Regions from separate parts of the Homo sapiens genome. Here region 1 is linked to region 2. A link is an interaction called in ENCODE POLR2A ChIA-PET data of the cell type or tissue named here. Cell type or tissue: IMR-90. All regions are shown on one strand.

Evidence for each region. ChIA-PET counts read pairs that join two places held together with the same protein. Peaks named below come from ENCODE experiments on the same cell type or tissue, not always from the same donor. Only the 100,000 strongest peaks of a DNase experiment are listed, where the experiment ranks them.
Region 1: POLR2A ChIA-PET joins it to region 2 with 14 read pairs; 2 of 35 experiments call an interaction of 5 or more read pairs at or near these places.

What each region holds. Positions count from the first base shown.
Region 1 is chr7:121,329,916-121,332,415 of GRCh38, reverse strand. It overlaps WNT16 (Wnt family member 16), which reads right to left. Exons shown (of 4, transcript NM_057168.2): 3 at 452-738. Among named protein-coding and RNA genes, the nearest start is that of WNT16, 2.2 kb to the right of the region's middle. In IMR-90, no CTCF peak of the experiment used is centred here; no DNase peak of the experiment used is centred here; H3K4me3 peaks cover 909 bases; H3K27me3 peaks cover 789 bases.
Region 2 is chr7:121,211,546-121,214,045 of GRCh38, reverse strand. The region is part of intron 16 of CPED1 (cadherin like and PC-esterase domain containing 1); the gene reads right to left. All of the region lies in intron 1 of LOC124901735 (a long non-coding RNA gene), which reads left to right. Among named protein-coding and RNA genes, the nearest start is that of WNT16, 120 kb to the left of the region's middle. In IMR-90, no CTCF peak of the experiment used is centred here; no DNase peak of the experiment used is centred here.

The sequences.
Region 1 (2,500 bases), 120 kb before region 2:
ATCAAAGTTTTAGATATACACAGTATACAACCACAAACACATGCTATAACACGGTTTAACTCATATCAGTTAGAGAACCAAAATTGTGGTTAGTATATATTCATGAAAGGGTATATACATATTTGTATAATACACATTTGTAATATATGTGCAAATGTGTATACACACACACACACACGTATATTTATTCTAATCAAAGCCTCCTATTCATCCTCTTACCAGAGAAGGAATTTTTCAATTGCTTACCATGGATGCTTTAACGCATACATATTTAGAAAGGATAATTTTCTATTGCTGTAGTCTTTTAAAAACAATATTAATTTTCAGGATCCCACTTGAGGGCTGCCAGTGTTTGGTTTTTAAGTCATTTGGACAGTTTCATGCAGATGTGTAATCCTAGTTATTTACCTAACAGCACTGGGTTTTGATTATTCCATTTTCTAATACATACCTGCCTTCCAGCTTCATTGTTATGTAGGTTCATTGCTAATAGTACTTTGTTTTCTTTGCCCGTGGTGTTTCCGATGGGGAAATCTAGGAACTTTCTGCTGAACCACATGCCATACTGGACATCATCGGAGCAGCCCCCCCAGTGCCAGCCTTCACTTGCTGAGCCGCCGTTCTGCAAGGTGGTGTCACAGGAACACTCTGTCATGTTGCCTGCACTGCATGACCTGGTCACAGAATGCACCAGGCCTGCAGCCATCACAGCATAAATAAATGCTGTCTCTTTGGTGCCTAGAAAAAATATAAATTGCTAAATTAGAGAACCAGGCAACTTCTGTTTATGTTCAGAAGAAAGCCTCCTACTCATGATCTTACTGGACAAGTAATTTTTCAGTTGCTTACAATGGATGCGTTAACGAGTACATATTTAGAAAGGAAGATTTGCTCTTGTTCTAGTCTCTTAAAAAGCAACATTAATTTTCAGTATTCCACTTGAAGAGATTGTCATATACTGTATGGTCATACATTGTCCCTTTACCTTAAAATCATCTCTTTATTTTTTAAATTTGAAATGTATGTTTGCACCCAGTTCAGTGCACAGTTGACAGTCATAGCTCAGTAATACATGCTGAATTAAAAATTCTTTGCATAGATACTGTAAACGGTAATACAACACCCAAAGAACACTAGATTGCTTTTCTTTTGAAATTTAAAATGTGCTCTCACAGAACACAAGCTGAACATTTTGGTGTGATTTTTGTTTGCATAAATAATACGTGTCAGAATGAAAATTAAAATTAAGGAAAGACCAAAGCAATTAGTAAACGGTACCGTATATTTTCACATTAAAGATTAGTCTCACATTAACATGAAACAGTTAAACATTTTATATAGTATTAGCTACTCCTCTTACAGTCTTAAAGGCAATGAAAGGTAAGATAATTAAAATGTCACTAGCAAAAACATAATTCTATTAAAAATATTGAATATTGAAAATTATGCATTTAGCACACCTGCAGTAGAGTTTGAGCTAAAATCTTTGAAAATTAAAGTCCATTAAAACATTAATAACATGGACTAGAAGGGAATCAGCAGGCGACTTTTTTTTTTTCTTTCCAGATGTTTAGTTTGGAGTAGAAACAGTTTCATGCCCGCTGTCCAATAAACCTTTTCAACAGCTGATGCATTTCAGCAACTGTGAAAAACACATCTATTTTTTTTCTTTCTGTCTCTTTTTTTTTTTTTTTTTTTTTTCTCTCTACGGGGACCAGGGCTCCTTCGGAAGGGCGTGCCGGCCAGAACGCCGCGGGGGAGGTGCGCGGCTCGGCGGGGGTGCGCGCAGGGACTGCGTGGACAAGGGTCAAAGGCGGAGGGGGAACGGAAATGAACATGAAAAACGACAGCGCATCCTTCAGCGCCCCAGTCCTAACATTCTTTGGATCTGTTGATATTCCAGGAACAATCCTGGCTCCCTGTACCTTTATCCTTACCAAGTCACTACGCACGTGGAAGTGGAACTTTGTTTTCCTGCAGCTTCCCGCGCCGCGGGAGTGCGCCGAGGAGGGAAAGATAGAAAAGCCAAAGAAACGAGAAGCGCACAAGTGGTCCTGCTCAGGTTAGCCGCACGTTGGGTGGTCGCGGACAGTCGCTTTAAAAGTCACCATTATTCTGTCAACTCGGTGCTCCTAGGAGCCAATAAAGGTGGGGCTTCGCTGCAATTAGCCACTTGTCCGGGGTTTGGTGCGCAGCGGAGTTGGTTAAATCAAAGCAGATGCGGCAGCCGCATTCCCCGCTGCCGACATCATGTTTCTCCAGCTGGTCACCCACGTAGGGGGGCGCTACGGGGTCCGAGGGGGTCGGCGGGGTAGGAGAATTAGAGTTTTTTTTCCAACTCTGGCGGGGCACCGCAGGAAAGAGGAAGAGCTCCAGCCCCTAGAGCTCCGCTCTGGAACTGGGGAGTCACCTCCCTCCAGGCTCGCACCTGCTCCCCAGGTCTGGCCTTTGTAGCTCTCAATCCCCGTGCACTAAAGGGCTTCTTCTGGAACTTAGAGAG
Region 2 (2,500 bases):
ATGTCTAGATCATGAAAGATAAGGAAAAACTGTGGAATCATCACACACTAGAGAAGAATAAGAGGCATGATAACCAAAAGTAATGTGGGTCCTAAACTGGATCCTGGAACAGAAAAATAACGTTAATGGAAAAACTGGTGAAATCCAAATAAGGTGTTTGGTTAAGTAAATAAATTGTACCAAGTTTAATAGCTTAGGAATGCTAAATGTACCATGGTCATGCAAGATGTTAACATTAGAAGAAACTGGGGAAGATTATTTGAAAAGTTTCTGTAACTCTAAATTAATATTAAAAATTAAAAGATTAGCACAATTTGATAGTCATATTTTGGTGCTCTTTTGAAGGTAAAAATGCATTAACAATAGAATAATATTCTAACCTGTAAGAACACAGTTTTGTGAGGTTTCCTACAGCAGAGTAATGGCTCTGTGTAGTCACATCTTATTGACATTCATGGGTATCCATTGCATAGATTGTGATCTACAAGCATTCGCTCTTTAAAAATTGTGGGAATTACGGGAGGACAGTCAATAAGCTAAAGAAGAGATAAGGTACACCTAACTCTTAAAGAGTGTCTCCTAAACAGTTGACAAGGAGAAAGGGAAATGCCATTTATAGAGAACTTGGTTATGCCAAGCCCCAGGGTAGGAACTTCAGATGCACTATGGCATTGAACCTTTGCAGCTGTTTGAGGTAGATATTATCATTCTTATTCAATAGATGAGGAAACAAAGGTTTGGAAAGTTTGGAGGAAGCTTTTCTTGGAGGCACACAGCTTAATAAATGGAACAAATAGGGTTTGAACCATGGGTTTATCTGACTTCAAATCCATGCTTCATAGACTGAAAAATAAAACAAAATAGAACAAACACACTGTACTAAGAAACAAAGGTTGTGTTTGTGAAACATTTATGGACCAATTAAATCTTCATCAGGGAAGACTCTTTTGTCATGGCTACAGATGGCATCTTTAAACATAACCAGCTGCACTTTAAAATGCTTATAGTTGGTCAAAAGTGAGACTAAGCCAGCATGTACATAAATCAGGCCAAATGCATCCCCTCCTGCACCCCCCCGGAAAAAAGCCTCAACGCATCTTTCCACTTCATGCAGGGTCACTCATATAATTTCCACTTTTGGATAACAGTCCATTAGAAATCACTTATTAACTAAAGATTTAAAATAAATTCCCATGGTAGGCAATGAAAAAAATATTTACATATTTGTGCCTGTCATCAAGGAAAGTATTTGCCTTAATATGATTTTGAAAATCATCAGTACTCATTTGTCATGTGTTTTTAGTTCTCCAAAGAAGTTTACAGTTTATGACATCTATTCATTTTTTTTTCCAATGAATTCCTTTAACAGACATTTGTTTAACATCTATGTGAGCCTGCCATAGCCCCTGCCCTCATGGAGTTCTAGAAGAGAAAACAGATATGTAAACACATGATTGCTGTAGAGAGTGATAAATGCTGTAATGAAGATTGCTCTGGACACAGTGTTGGCACAAAAGAACATGGTCAACTCGAGATGCTTTAGTTTAAACTTGAAGTATATTGAAGTTCACCAGGAGGATAGGAGGCTGACAGGCTTTCTAAGCAGAGGAAAAAACAGAGACAGGGGAAGTGGGGCCTAAAGCAATTGATCCTTTCCTATACCTCCACCTGCAAAGCAGTGGGCATCCTTTGTCTCTTAGACTTACTGGACCCTGATTTATAAATTGCAATTTTTTCTTCCCAGCTGTGAATGTTAGCTTGCAATTCAGTCCTTAGCCATAAAATACACAAGACAATCTGGAACAGATTGACGATGGGTTTTGTCTAGTTGCATTTGGGGACTGAGTAAAGCATATGGTATCAGTTACAAAACTCTGAAGCAGTTTGTTCAGAACCCAACACAGCCATATCGGTTCAGGCTCTGATATTGTCAGTTATCATCAAGCATGCCCAGTAAGGTGTTGGCATTTTCCTGTGGGAAATAGGCTATCATCTTTGCCAGGCAATGCAAAATTAGGGGTTGTCTGCCTTAATGGAGGAACTTAAGACACCATGGCCCCAGTTATAAAATAAGGTGTAGTGAAGAAATGTCAAGATATAAGAGTGTCATTTTAGCTTGTCTTAAATTCCTCCTGGTTTTACTTTAGCTCATTATTTCCTGAACTTGAATGCTGTTGCTGTGATTTGATCATTACTATTAAGCAGTTGTCACAATTCTTCTGTAGGATAAAATGACTCTTTTATTCAAGGCCAAGTCTGGCAAGTCTGTTCTTATAGATCACATATTTCTAAGTCTCCACAGTTTTCACTTTAAAAAGCTGATGCTGTGACTCTACTCCAGGTTGCCTCTCTCCACTCAGCTGAAGTCACCAGGTTTCCCTCCTCTGTCACATGCTCAGCAGATCTGCCTTCTGCCATTGATTCTCAACAATCCACAGCCCTGTGATAGTTCAAGCTGATCTCCAGAATATGTCACGTGTCTGCTGTCCCAATCAGATAT